Linked DNA regions of Mus musculus: region 1 is linked to region 2. The links are chromatin loops, found by intact Hi-C in ENCODE. Cell type or tissue: left cerebral cortex. All regions are shown on one strand.

Region 1 (8,000 bases), 1.7 Mb after region 2:
CGACCTTCTTCTCTGGCTTTTACAGATTGAAGAATTGCAAAAATATTCTTTGAAAAATTCTAAAACATGAAAAGATTCTAATTAAACCCAGCATACATGTGCAAAGGTTTATCCATTTAGCGATTTATATGGAAACTTTCTTCCTACTAAGTTTTCCTAATTCATAAAGTACTAGAATTTGCTATGGTTTGGAAGTGGTATGTCTCCCAAACATCCCTATGCTAGATAGCTGTTCCTAAGCATGGGGATGTGAGGTAGAGGAGCCTTTAGAAAGTGGGGCCCAATGAGGAACAATTATGTTATTTGGTAGCTGCTATCAGAGATTGATGTACAACTTGATGCTGTAACCAAGAGGTAGAGCTGTCCAATCTTCCAGTTTCCTACTCCAAAACTTGAACTTAGTATCTTTCCTCCTCACTCCTGATGCTGGGCCCTCACAGAGTCAAGCAGGTGTTCTACATTACCCTATATCCCCAGCCCTAACCTTTTATGAAGCTCCTACCCTTGAGTATTTGAGTCAAAAGAAAACAAGGTAATACAATGACACATAAAAATAAAGCCAACTACTTTGAGTGTGGCTATTAGAAATCATACTTAGAACAATTGGATACAATTTGTATTATTCTGCATCTATTCAAATATGTAACCAAGAAAAAAGTAATCATTTAAATGTAACAGATTTGTTTCAAAAGGAGCTACTAAAACTCAAAGTATAATACATTCCTGTGCTCTATTCAGATTGCCACAGACTTCCTAAAATGCTAAAAGTTACAGATATCTGTAGGAATCACTATACATTTCTGAACTAACTCTGAAAAGGTGGAAACCAAGCCCAACCAAGCTTGCCCGCCCGTGAATATCTAACACTGCTGACTGGGTGATTACTCCTCCTTCTTCAACAAAGAGCCTTCTTTGGTGCCTGATCCACTGCTCTGCCCTGAGGTTTACCTAAGATTACCCGTATCCCCCAGTGACTAAGAATACTTAGGACTCTTGCCCCTACCACTGGTTTAAGGAATCTGTGAGTATCTACAGTAAACTACCTTAACTGACATGAAAATCCAATGATAACCAAGAACACATGGCCCCTGCTCTCGTGTACTTCAAGTATAATTCTCTTCTTTAGAACTGAAGCATTCTGGGGCCAGCAAAGTAATCCAAAGGGTAAAGAACTTGAAGCGCAAGCCTTTCTCCCTGAGTTCAATCATTAGAACCTATGTAAAGCTGTAAGAAAACCAACTCCACAACATTACCCTTTGACCGCCCCATTTGTACCATTGTAAGACTGTGTGCATGCATTCATATGGTGTGTGGTTATATGCGTGTGTGTGGGTGTGCATGTGCACACGTGCACGCGCACACACACACACACACACACACACACACACACACAGACATAGAAAGATTATTTTAAAAGAAAGAAATCTGGGGGCTGGAGAGAGTACTTTTTGTTCTCCCAGTCACCCCAGGTTCAGTTGCCTCCACCCACATGGCAGCTTACAACCATCCAAAATGCCAGTTCCAGGAAATGTGACCTCTTCTGAGCATCATGGACAGCAGGCATATGCATAATATACTAACATACATGAAAACAAACCGCCCACACACATAAAGTAAGAATAAGTCTTTGTAAAGAAAGCGACAATGTGACTCCTTGTTGCACTGTATCACTCCATCCACCTTAAGGTTTGACTACGTCAGCCTCATGGCCTGCAGGTTCTACTACACTGAAATACACTTTTCCCCTTTACCTTGGATAAGTTACCTCCACTTGCTAAATACCTACCTTATTCTGCATGTCACTCATTACGCCCGGTACTAGAGTATCATCTCTATGAGGCTAAGGACCAAAGCATCATCAATCACTGCCTGGTTTATGCATATTAACTATTATGCAAATATTATGTATAGCAAATAAGAAGTTTATACATAACTCTATACCACTAGTATAATTACTGTATACTAACTAGTTCCTGTTTCTTTACAGCAGCAAATACAGATCTCAGAACTACTTTGCCATATTGGAAACTACAGAAGACTCTAAGGTCTTTATGCTGAAGTTCAAATTTATCACACTAAAGATTAAAACTGACAATTTTTAAGGAATTCCTTAAAAAAACAAGAAAGAAGCAAGATTCTATGTAAACATAATATATTTTATAAAAATTATTTCTAAAATGTGTCCAGAAAGTATTAAGACTAAAAAAAACCTGAAATTTTATTAAGTGTGCTTAATATCTGGTTTACTAAATGATAGCTGAATTCTGATATTTACTTCTACATATCTACTGTGTTATCATGTTTGTTCAAAGATATCAAGAAAATCTTGCCTCAAACAGTAATGGTAGAAGCATTAAGATAACTTTTCAGATAGCTGATATTCCTTTTTACTATCATACCAAAATAAATGGTTTCCTAAAAGATACTGCAAGTAGAAACTACATCCATAAATACTGTGCATTAATATTTTAAATTTTATCAATCTATCTGTACTTTAAATGAAATTTTTCATTCACCCATTGATCCTCAGGAAAATACCCATCTCTGGGTTATGCAGTTATACATACACTCCAGACTAACACATTGTATTATTCGACATTTAAAAATATGTCATTTGCTAATACCTTTTTAAAAAATATTTATTTATTTTATGTATATGAGCACACTATAGCTGTACAGATGGTTGTGAGCGTTCACATGGTTGTTAGGAATTGAATTTAGGACCTCTGCTTACTCCAGTCGGGCCAGCCGCCTCCAGAGGAGGGTGTCAGATCTCATTATGGTGGTTGTGAGCCACCATGTGGCTGCTGGGATCTGAACTCAGAACCTTCAGGAAAGCAGTCAGTGCTCTTACCCATTGAGCCATCTCGCCAGCCCCCACTAATGCTTTTACATATTAAATCAGTTAATATTATTTACAAAAGTTTCATCAAAACAGTCTATGATTTAGAAAACTGGAAAAATCGTAGCAGAAACTTCCCAAAATTTTAATTTTCTCAGGAAAGTTACATTGGTCAGTTGCATTTCCTGACACTATTTCAAAGACTATCTATAAAATACCTAAGTCTGAAAAACAGACATTTAAATAAAACACGTTTTCCTTTTTTTAAAATTTCTTTAGTTAATAACCCAAACCACAATACAAATGCTGTTCATAAAAGCAACTACAGATTTTCTTTTTTAGTGTGCAGGACTACTGTTCCATTTAAATTTCATTAAGTATATTCAAAGGTCACTCTTTAATTAAGGTTAAACCTGGTGAACAAAGAACACCATGATTTGCTAGTAATGTTGGGTGCCCCTGCCTTGACTCAAGCCAAGCACCAGCAGTGTTAGAAGCCATGGTTTCTGCACCATTTTACTGCAAACATCAGCAAATCAGTGCCAAATGCAAATGAAATCTCAGTCCAACTGCTCACACAAGAAAATCAGATCACTTTTAAAGTGGTAAAACTGAATGAGAGACGTAAACTCTAGGAGAATCGATCCAAATAGCATCATCAAGTCTTGTGTGCAAGAATTACATGTGATTATCTCCTTTGTACAGATCTCTTTATACCAATGATTCAATAATAAATTACTTTGGTCTAAAAATATCCCCCCAAAGCTGTATGTTACAAAATGTACTCTAAATACACTATTACTAAAAGGTGGGATTTTTAAGAAGTGACTTTAAAAATTGGGTTAAGTGGCGACTAAATGAGTGGCTTAGTGATTTTAAGAGTCATTTTCTGATAAAATAATAAATTCAGCCCTCCTTTTCATTCCCTCTCTCTCACCCATGTGATACCTTCCGCCATTTTTGATGCAGTAACAAAGCCCTCATCAGATGCAGTTCCTTGATCTTGGACTTTCCAGCCTCTAGAATGGTGAACCACAGAAACGTCTATTCATTATAAATTATTCCGTCTGTGATACTCTGTCATAGCAGCTCAAAACAGAATAAGACCTCTTATTTTAGTGGCACAAAAATTTCTGTTGGTTACAAGTTAGTCTGTGATATTCTGTTTTAGCAGCACAAAACAGAGTAAGACATTTAATATAATGTAATGATTGATACTATAAAACAGGTTGCCTTGACTAAGGTATATTAACTGTATAAGAATAATAAAAACTTGAACTTTCTTGCTGCTTAGAATTCAGAATATAAAATTCTGATACTAGGTAATAATGAAGGTAAGTCTCAAGTCTACATTAGGCCAGAGCTGCCAGGCCTAACAAGCTGAGCTCAATCCCAGGAATGCACATGGGGAAAGGAAAGAAGTGACTCTCCAAGCTGTCTTCTGACCTCCAAGTGTACACATGCACACACATGAATCCCATACTCCACGTTCCATACTCCTTTTAAGTATCTATAGATATGTTTAGAGTTTAGCAGATGAAAACTATATATACCTAGAGATAAGCAGTCAAAATGTTTAATTTTGACCTTTAAAAATGTTAACTTTATTTTTAAATGCTAATATTTATAATAGGAAAACTCACTTCTAAACAATAGTTAAATGACTGTTTTTTATACGATACAGTGGTACCAACATTACATTATAACACTTAAACTGGTACAATCCTGCCACCTAGAGTTGACAGGAAAAAAGCTCCTATCAGCAATTTAAAATTTTAATATTTTAGATTTTAAAAACCCTGTAAGTTTCAGACTAAGTTAAAATGAATTTAAAAAAAAAAAAAAAAAAAGCCAAGCATAATGACACGTGCCTTCCATCCCGGCACTCAAGAGGCAGAAGATGCGGCCAAGGCTGAGGCTGAAGCAGGTGGATTTTTCCTGAGATGGAGGCCAGCCTAGTCTACACAGCAGGTTACAGGACAGCCAGGACTACACAGTACAACCCTGTCTCAAAACACAACACAAAATCAAAAAAGAAACTAGTAACTCACAGTGTTAATCAAGTATTAGCCAATTATGCAATGAAAATAATAACACCATTTAACTATTGGTAACAAAAAGTTGAAAAGTGAAAGTTTTAGTTATAGCCTCACATTTCTTTGTAGTTTTAAGTAAGCTCTGGGAAATGGTTGTTTTTTATTTTCTCTGTATGTGTATGAGGACACATGCAGCACAGTGCAAGCATAGAACTAAGAGAGCAGCAATGTGAGTCAGTTCTCTCCATACATAGGTACCAGGAACCAAATGCACATTACAAGTTTGCATGGATACGGAAAACAGTTCCTTTCTGTCTAAAGTAAACTTACGTTCTTTCTACTCGTGTATGCACACACGTGCATGGTATGTATGTGGAGACACACATGCCACGCCGTGTGTGGAGAGCAGAGGGCAACTTTGTAGAATTTGGTTTTCATCTTTGCATGGCTCTGGAGGCTGCACTCAGGTTGCCAGACTTAGAACAAGGGCCTTCACAGCCGAGTCATCTCTGTGGCCAATGGAGAATGCTGCTTCTTTTTTTTTTTTTTTTTTTTGGGGGGGGGTTTTCAAGACAGGGTTTCTCTGTGTAGCCCTGGCTGTCCTGGAACTCACTTTGTAGACCAGGCTGGCCTCGAACTCAGAAATCCGCCTACCTCTGCCTCCCGAGTGCTGAGATTAAAGGCGTGCGCCACCACGCCCAGCTTGAGAATGCTTCTTAAGATGTACGACAAATCAAAATATGAAATGAATAGAAGTAACTATTTTCCTTACATCCCTTTTCTGCTAATTTTATTCCTAGCAAAATGATACAGTAAGTTAGAAGGTAAAGTCCCAATATTATTCTACAATCAAAATCACTGTACATAGCAGGCGAGGGCAGGTCCAAGCCACTAAAAAAAGACTCTACCTCAAAAAAACCCAGAGGGTCTCTAAACAAAATCTTTCCAAAATTAGGGTGAGTTTCACAGTAATTTTACACAAATGTCTCTATCAAGCCACCATTGTTGGCAACTATGCATCAATGGAGAATTGATGTCTAAGAATACTTAAGAGGAAAGCCCACCAACAGAGAGAAGAAATATGTTCACATAACAGAACTAATGCTGTTGACATGTTAAAGCATCTAGCACATGGCATGTGCACTCACACACATGAAGAGTAGAGGAGAACTGTGGTGAATGAATGCTCTCCTTTCACCTTCACACAGTTTGAATAAGCCTCAAATTGACAGACTCCCCATTTAAATTCTTACATTTGCTCAGAACAAAAGTTTCAAAGAATTAGTCCTTAGGTGTTCAAACATAAATAAATAAAACTTAAAATAAAACGAAACCTATAAGTTTCAAACAATACTATAGCACTCCAAAAGTGAGTAAAATATTTTAATTACCTTTCCTGTGCTCTGTAAAATAGTTGTTCTTGTCCTCCACACTCTCTCTCTGCTGACAATATCTCTGGTCACATCTACCTCAGCATCCACAAAACTCCTCTGTTTAAGGGCAGTTATATCATCATCTAGATCAGTCTTGATAGTAGATCTTTTCTTAGCCATAATTTTGGCTTTGATTGCAGCAATTTTTTCCACTGACATGGCTTCAGACAAAGACCTAAAAGTAATTTATTTTTTAAATTTCACAGCCAAGATTCTTTCAGTACAACATATACATTGTGGCACTTAAATTGACTGGGAGGAAAAACAAAACCACTGCACATGGCAATAAGCTTTTCTATAAAATTGTATATTTGTTATTTTAGGGTGACATGGGACTTTTACATGTAACAACTCATACAGATAATACTCTAAAAACAAGTTAATAGTTTCCTTACTTACGTTGAGTATGAGTGCTTTACCTACATGTACAACTGTGTGTCATTTGTATGTCTGGTGCTCAAGAAAGTCAAAAGAAGGCATCAAATTCCCTGAAACTAAACCTACAGGCAGTTGTAGGCCACAATGTTTCAGCTAACAATCAAACCAGAATCCTCTGGAAGAATGGCCAGTACCCTTAACCACTGAACCATCTCTCTGGCCCTGAATTAGTCATTTCTTTAAAATTAAAAACAATTATAGGAACAACAATTACAAAATACCTTGCTTTTGTTAAAAAATCTCCCCAGTAGAGCAGAACTAAATAAATGGTAAGGGTTCTTCTGCTTATACGCCCTGAGTCTTTAGCAATCTACAGCTACAGCTGTCACTCTCTATATATGAAAATTATACAGAAGCACATAGGTCACCCTGGAATGGAATTAAAACATCATTCTGCTAAAAGAAAAGAACCTCAAAGCTTGGATTTTTCCATGAAATATATTTCAAGGTTTTAAAATTATAAGCCACATATACAACAAACTACAGAATCAAAAGAAACTTTATATGGCACAATCATTCTTTTAATTTCTGGAAGACAAAGCCATGCTTAATTAAAACTTCATTATAAGAAATTGCAAGTAAAAATAATCACATACTGAAATAAATGTATTTGGACAGCGTTTATGTCTTCAATTTACTTGATTCTCAAATAGGCAGAAAGCATAGAGAAGCTGTGCTTTCACAATAAAAGACTTTAAATATTAAACGTAGACTTCATAAAATGATCATCATATGTACAGTCCTATTTTAAAGATACCTTTATCAACAATGACACAAATAATAATTGTAGTACGCAATGATGAAAAGCGCACTTCTTCCTGCTTTAATTTCCTGGTGCGCTAAGAGATTTAGAGACAATAAGTCAGCTCCCAGGCGCTGGGGGGATGGTTCAGAGATTAAGAGAATTTGCTGCTTTTGCAAGGTCCCTGGTTCAGTTCCCAGCACCAACTTGGTAGCTCACAACCATCCATAAATCAATTTCCAGGGGATCATGATGCCTTCTTCTGATCTCTGTGAACACCAGGCACATGGTACACAGAAATACATGTAGGCAAAATAATCATATACATAAAAAGTAAAATAAAGCAATCTAAAACTTAAAAAAAAAAGTAGCCCAGGAATCGTCAGGCTTCAAAATTATATTATTTTAAATATATTCATAACAATCTTAATAACAACTCTCTAACAAGAGCAGCAAAAAAATCTTGTCTAAAGAATAAAATATATTAGGTTTAATAGAAGGAAGGAAGG
Region 2 (8,000 bases):
ATATAATGTATACGGCTTATTTTTTTTTCTTTTTTGAGTTCAGAAACAACAGTAACTCAACCACTGGGTGCAGCATACTGCTCAATATTTTAAAATACATCAATATTGTTAGTCAATAGAAACATATATTGTAACTCATGACTAATTTTACAAAGCTATTTTGAGTAGTCTTGTAACACAGGTTTGTTTCTTCTTTACCCACTTTCTTAGCATATCACATTTTAAAGAGAAATTTAACATAGTAATATTTAGAATATCATTTGCATTGTGTATGTATATATGTACATATGTACAAATGTATGTATGTATGCATACATGCATGTATATGTTTATTGAATTATTTCTTATTTATTTATTGTACTTATGTGCCTGTCTGAGTGTATACATATGTGGATGCAAAACTCTGTATAGGTGTGGATGTCAGTAACGTACAAAAGATACATTCTTTAGCACTCTTTGCCTAAGATGTTGAGGTAGATTTCTCCCCTGCCAACCTGGACCTGAGAATCCTTGGCAAGGCCGGAAAACCAACAAGCTCCAGTGATTCCCATGTACTGCTCATATTGGAGCAGAAGTTACCATGTTTCTGGTGAAAAGCCATCTACTCTTCACTGAGTTACTGGGACCTAAACAATAGTCACAGTCCAGAACAAGTGATATTAACTTCTCATCCATGTCTGCAGCCGCAAACAAAGTTGACTTTTAAGTATCTTATATTTTAAGTATTTTCTGTTACTGTGACAAAACTTGTCATCATTGGAGAAAAATTCAAACTGTTTCCAGAGTAGACTCATCTTTCTGAAAATCAAATATGTGTGTGTGTGTGTGTGTGTGTGTGTGATGTGTGCTGTAGCCAGCATGGTACTTAAAGGGGAATAGTTAAAAAATAATGATAAAAGGAAATTGTTCAACAAATATATACTCTCCTTAGACCTCTATTTAAATATTATTTACATTTTTAAGTGAAAGAAAGGAATAAATCTCTCTCTCTCTCTCTCTCTCTCTCTCTCTCATCTATCTATCTGGAGGAGGGGGACTACATTCTACATGTTAAGTGAATAAATAAATAAATTAATGATAAAATATAAAAAGATTCAACTCTGTCAGAACAAAATGATTCAACCTGTGCCTTTTGTGTTACTGTAAAACAGAAAAGAAGCTATTGAAGAAAAAAAATCTATCAATAAAACAGTTGCTCAGGAGGGTTCAATTTGGTGAAAGACTAACACTGAATTGAAGTCTATACATGTAGCCTGCTCTGTATCTGTACCAGGCTATACACAATCAGGCTCTTGTGTAGGAATTTTAATCCAGCCACAGGACTGTCCTGGCTGGAGTACAGACCCCTTTGATCCCTCTAGTATGTCCTTAGTATACACCTTTCATCCCAAACAATAAGGTCTCCATGCAGGGTAGATCAGTCAACACAGTTCAGGTGAGTTCAATTCAATTCAGTGCAGTTCAGTTCAACACAGTTGAGTTCATGCAGTTCTGTTTATTTTATTAAATCTTGTGGAGTCAGTGCAGTTCAGTTCCTGGAATTTGGAGACAGGTTTTTCAAGCAGTGCAACTCAGTGAAAAGCCCAGAGAAGCCAGTTTGACTCAGTCATCTTGGAGAGGAGTATGAGCCACAACAGCTGAGTTGAACCAGCCAGCCAGAGTTCAGAAAGAACTAGAAAGGATGAACTTATTCAGCCGCAAAACTCCAAGATGAAGTCTGCCAAATAAAATTACCTTTACAGTGTTTATCAGAGAAAACCTCACAACCCATTCCCTAAAAGACAGAATGACAACACAAATATCAGAACAAAATAGTAGTTTATAGCTGAGTTCTTTCAGAGCATATGCACATGATTTGCAATGCACATACACCAATGTATTCAACTCACCTCCCATAAAAATAACCATGTTTTAAATAAGGAAATTTTGTCAATGCAAATTCCAACATATGTATATGCTATTTGTGCTACGCGCGCACACACACACACACACACACACACACCAATTTAAAAAGAATATTTGGTAGAAAATCAGAAATAGCATATAAATGAGAAAGATATAAGAAAAATATAGAAAGTTGAAGGTCCATCTCTCTGATTATAGTGGAATTTGAATTTCACTATGTTAAAGTATTGTAAGCAACTTGGACCTTGGTTACTGAATTTGCAATGTTATAACCCCATAACAGAGTTAGGATAGTGTCGGGATCATGCTTTATGCTATTAAAGTTGTTGCTATTTTAATTCCAGTGATTTTTTTCTCTCAATAGTTTTTGATTTGGGCAGTTCATACAAAGCCATACATGATCTTAAATGTGTTTATAGAATGTTGCTGAATAATTATTAATTACAAAGAATAAAATTAATTTTAAAACATTGATTCATTGTGGCAGAAAACCCCCTTCAAATACATGCCTGGCTGGAGATGTTTCTCTAAAACACAAAAGAAAACAAATACATGGAATCAAACTGTACAAAATCAGTGACTCATGCTATCTTTAGGGAGAAATACACTGAGAAATGTAGAGACAGTACATGTTTGATGAATTTTAAGGGACTTGGAAATGGATAAGTGGTTGAAGACAGTTGCTGTTCTCATAGAAGACTCATGTTCTGTTACCAGAACTAACATGGTACCTCACAATTGCCAGTAATTGCAATTTTTTAGTACTCTTTTCTCTCTTCTGACCTCTGGCGACACATCTAGCGCGCGCGCGCACACACACACACACACACACACACACACAGATACAGATGTACACATATGCACATACATGCATGCATACATACATGCAAAACACTTATACAGGTGAAATAAAATTTATGAATATTAAAATAACAAATTATAATAGCATGGTAAATAGATCACCTGAATAACAGAGTGCTTGTCAAACATGCATGAAGCCAATGTAGAACAAAAATAAATGATACAAATAATATGACAGCTAAAACTCATAATCATATGTAAGTCAAAAGTCACGCATTTTCATTTCAAGTGACAGGTTTACAAGATAGCTCAAGAGTTACTAGCATGAACTGTCATGGCACACAACCTGAGTTCGGTTCCCCACACCCATGCCTGTTGGATCCAAATAACAGTAACCCCAACAATCCAGGGTTTGATAACATCTTACTTATACGGGGCTTCAGTGTTTGTGCAAATTCTGACAGGCATGTGCTTGACATATAATAATAAAAATATTAAAAATACACATTTATAAAATTCAAAGGAGAAAGGGTTCAAATATTACTAAAATAGTGTCTCTATTTGGTCAGCAAGTAAAATGTAATTTCCTTTTGCATATTTTAAAAACAAAAATAAAACTGTGAAATACATTGCAATTTTTTCTAATAATCTTTTTCTTATTAAAAAAAAGTATCAATGACAAGTGTTTAAACAGCTTTGATATTCTCTTCTCTGGCTTTTAAATAGTAACAGTTTCACATCTGGCTGGCCAAGTCAGCTCTAACACATCCACCTTGGTTTCTGCAGAACTGAAGAACACATATTTACTTGCAGTAGAGTATATATTTCTTGTTTGAGTTCAAGCTATCTTAGAAATAAAATGCAAAGATCCAAAGGATGTGGCTTTGTTTTGCAAACAAAAAAATAAGTATGACATAATAGCTCCTAGATATCTGAGATCTCTACTGTCAAGATAAATTTGTCTTATCCTAACTATAACAATGCATGAAATACTGCCAATGGATTTAATAGATATTCATTAATGTATAGATATCCTAGATGCAGATATTTCTAAAAATGAAAGATAAAGTGATTTATGAGATACACTGGAATGATGAGTAGATCCCACACTAAAAAAGAAATTTTCTTTTTCCCCCATCCACTGCATAGGTGTCTTGCAAGTAAATTAGTACCCAAGAGCAGCCACTAGAGCTGGATGTAAGTTATAGTAGGGAGCAAATGCCTTTTAAATGGCACCCAAAGGGTCCCAAAGAGTTAATGAGCCTTCTATACTCCATGAACCAGATTCATTTTCAAGACACCCTGTTGCAGATGAGGCTTGTAGCTAATTATATTTGCACATTTGGCTAGTTGCTTAGCCATGCAAAATGAGTGATATTATGGACGGTGAGTCACCAACCAACTTGCCATATGGACATAATTTTCTGAATATTGTATACCTTTTCAAGGCTTTATTGCCATAATGTTTTATTGTGAAATACAGATAGCTTTTTCTAAAGTTGTCTTTGTCCATTACAACGGCTTGGTGTACAGGAATTTTTTTTAAACTGGTGTTAATTATTTTTTAAGATATCTTTTTTAATGACATAGATTAAATTGTTGAAATGCAGCTAATCAGCATTAAATGATCCACTATTTGCCTGCAATTTTAATCAAAGCCTTTATAAGGAACAGTAGAGAATTTAGGCTGTAATTACAAAGCAAAATAAATAGACATAATATAAATCGAATTTTCATGGCATAATGTTTATTGCATAAACATTTCCTATAAAGTTTTACTTGATTCTATACAGGTGAGTAGAATTACAATGTCCTTATTCCAAATATGTGTAGAAATAGACACAGATTAATAATATTTATTTAGAGTGAATGCCAAGTCTCAGGAGACCTTTCCAGTTTCTCTAGCACTGAGCCACAACTACAACCTGCAAACATTATGCCTCATTTCTTAATATGTTGCATTCCTCAAATACTGATATCATGTATGTTACCATTCAGTTAGAAACAAAAGTTTTATAATAAATAGAAATCTTAGCTGTATAGGAATAATACTAAAGTATAAATGCTTAGTCAAATAATTTTTATGGCACTACTTACTATTTAAGCCATTAGTTTGAATTAAGAATAGAAAAGTAATACATTATTACTTTTACTTTACTATTTAGTTATTATTTGAGGTATAAATGTTTAATTTATTTATATTTGTTAAGAAAGGGGAAAGTTAAATATGAGATTTAAAGTGAAACTGTTTTTTTTTTTCCTCTTTAGCTTCTCTGAGATTAAATCTTACGCTGCGTTTAACTCACTATTATTAGGCTGCTTTCAAACTAACTCCAATCATCGGCCCCTAGAACACTGGGGTTATAGACATGAAATATCTCTCTGGAGAAACTAATATAAAGTTTGTGAGCTTGTTTATATATAAATAAGTGGGTATAACTACACATATATGTATTTGTTACTACTAATTTGAGCAAAGCAATTCTGACTTTAGAAAGTTATGCCTTCTCTGAATTAAATATGAAATATTGGAGGGTTGCATATGAAGTATGGTTTATTTCTGAGTTTCATACATTTTTATACAGAATCCCATTCGTTCTTCTCCAGTTGTACTTCCAGTACCTTCTATTCTAAACTGTTTTACAGTAACTTAATGTAATTCCATAGGAAAAAACCCAACAATATCAACTAGCTGGATTACCCAGAGCTCTCAGGGACTAAACCACCAATCAAAGAGTACACATGGAGGGGCCGCATTAGCTTCAGCTACATATAACATGGAGAGACCAATGGCTCCAGCTACATATGGAGCAGAGGATGCCCTTATCTGTCATCAGTGGGAGGAAAGGCCCTTGGTCCTGTGGAGGCTTGATACTCCAGTTTAAGGGGATGCTAGAGAGGTAAGGCATGAATGGGGGTCAGTAGGGGAGAACATTCATAGAAGCAAAGGGGAGGAGGATTGGGATAGGGGGTTGAAGAGGGGAAACCAGGAGGGGGGCAACATTTAAAATGTAAATAAATTAAATAACCAATGCTACTTAAAAATCTACCTTCCCAAAGGATGTGTTCAGCAAACAACCCTCTCCTTTCTTTCTGTTTTTGTTTTGTTTTGTTTTTTGTTTGTTTTATTTTGTTTTGTTTTGTTTTGTTTTGTTTTGTTTTGTTTTGTTTTGGTTTGTTTTGTTTTGTTTTGTTTTGGTTTGGTTTGGTTTGGTTTGGTTTGGTTTTTCAAGACAGGGTTTCTCTATATAGTCCTGGCTGTCCTGGAACTGACTCTGTAGACCAGGCTGGCCTCAAACTCAGAAATCTGCCTGCCTCTGCCTCCTGAGTGCTGGGATTAAAGATGTGCACCATCATGCCTGGCTTCTCCTTTCTTTATAACTACCCAGCGTCAAAGATATTATTGGAGTAACTAGAAACAGATTTAAAAAAATGCTAAATTTATACTTGTGATTCACTTATAGATACTGTAAACATTTCATAAGCCATAATTATTAGATACAAACTCTTTGTTCACTTTCAAATTATAAAGCAGAGAAAATCACATGGATTATAACGTTATTCTTAGATTAAAACTGGACAATTTTGACAATAGAGCCTCTACCTGGGTGAATGGTCCCCTCTACCCAGGCCATATAGGACTCTTTTGCTTTATGGATAGTTCAACATCCTTCAACAAATACTTCTCTTTATATCACATAGCTGCTTTATTTTTCTATCAGAAAATTCTAATCTTTTTCGTTTATCAGTTGAAAATTTTAAGAATATATTCATTAGTTAATTTTAAGAATTTTTACATCACTATTATACTTATGCTACTTCAATCGTTCCCTGACCTCCCTCCCACTCCTTCCATTTCCACTCCATCCCTCTCATATTAATTACCTCTTCATCTTTAATTATAATATTTATATACCTACCCGTGTATGTGTGGAAATATGAAATCTTCTGACACAATTAAGTGATGCTTGTACATACATTTGCTTACAGGTGACCACTTAGAACTGGATAACCTCTCAGAATCTTCTCTGTGGAGAAAACTGATCCTTCCTTTGTCAGGATAGATTGCTTATCTGCTCTTAGCTCTCAATCTAGCTGTGACATCTTTATTGAAAAGCCAACAACTGCTTGCTGACAGGAGCCTGATATAGTTGTCTCTTGAGAGGCTCTGCCAGTTCCTGACAAATACAAAGCTGGATGCTCACAGCCAACCATTGGACTGAGCACGGGGTCCCCCGTGGAGGAGTTAGAGAAAGGACCCAAGGAGCTGAAGGGGTTTGCAGCCTCATAGGAGAAACAACTATAAGAACCAACCAGTAGCCTCCAGAGCTCCCAGAGTGTAAACCACAATCCAAAAAGTACACATGGAGGGACCCATGGCTCCAGCCGCATATGTAGCAGAGGATGGCCTTGTTGACCATCAATGGGAGGAGAGGCCCTTGGTCTTGGGAAGGCTGGATGTCCCAGTGTAGGGGAATGCCAGGACAGGGAAACGGGAGTGGGTGGGTTGGTAAGCAGGGGGAGGGGGACATATAGGGGGTTTTCAGTGGAGAAACAAGGCAAGAGGGATAATATTTGAAATGTAAGTAAAGAAAATAGCGAATAAAAAGGGAAATACAAAATGCAAAATAAAAGTCAACTGGTATTGTCATTCATTATGCAGGCATTGTGTTACAAACTAAGTTATTGAAATTTGTTGTGTCCAACTCCTCTGATGAGACTGTGAGCTTCAGGGATCTGCCTGATTCTTTGCACCCCCCCCCCCCTGCCGCCCCTCCTCCCAATGACATGGATATAAGCATCCCCAGTTTGATTTTGTGCATGTGTTTGGCAGATACCAATTCAGGTGTTGATGTAGATGACAGTTTAGTGACTGAGCTAGCTTCCCATTAAGAAAAGGGAATTATTTCTATTAAGTAGAATCCATAATGAAGGTGGTGAAAATACATGGTATAGAATTGCATTGGTTATCCATTTAATTCTAAATGTGTTCATTTTCTTTTTCAAAAAGTGCTTCCTAAATGATCCTTCTGTCAAGAAAGTCAAGTTAACACAACTACAGGATTCGTTGCACTATCTGCTCTTCAAACAATTATCCAAAAATAACCTAAAGGGTCAAAAGTAGAAACTGCTTACACATTAGTGTACTCTATTAAAAATGCCATACATAAAACATCATATACAGTGTATAATATATTATATGTACAGGAAAATACAAGATTGACATAAGAATACATCAAAATTATAGGGAAGATATTCTCCAAAATGCTCTTATCAATAAATTAAAGATCTAA

The links. Hi-C counts contacts between places; a loop is a spot of excess contacts. Peaks named below come from ENCODE experiments on the same cell type or tissue, not always from the same donor. Only the 100,000 strongest peaks of a DNase experiment are listed, where the experiment ranks them.
Region 1: a loop joins it to region 2, with 2.9 times the contacts of the local background. A loop is called at or near these places in 4 of 42 quality-filtered maps.

What each region holds. Positions count from the first base shown.
Region 1 is chr1:143,671,370-143,679,369 of GRCm38, forward strand. Cdc73 (cell division cycle 73, Paf1/RNA polymerase II complex component) reads right to left here. Exons shown (of 17, transcript NM_145991.2): 7 at 6,270-6,486; 8 at 1-59. Among named protein-coding and RNA genes, the nearest start is that of Cdc73, 28 kb to the right of the region's middle. In left cerebral cortex, a CTCF peak has its summit at 4,569; a DNase peak (open chromatin) is centred at 3,394.
Region 2 is chr1:141,950,608-141,958,607 of GRCm38, forward strand. No RefSeq gene overlaps it. Among named protein-coding and RNA genes, the nearest start is that of Gm25457, 660 kb to the left of the region's middle. In left cerebral cortex, no CTCF peak of the experiment used is centred here; a DNase peak (open chromatin) is centred at 4,051.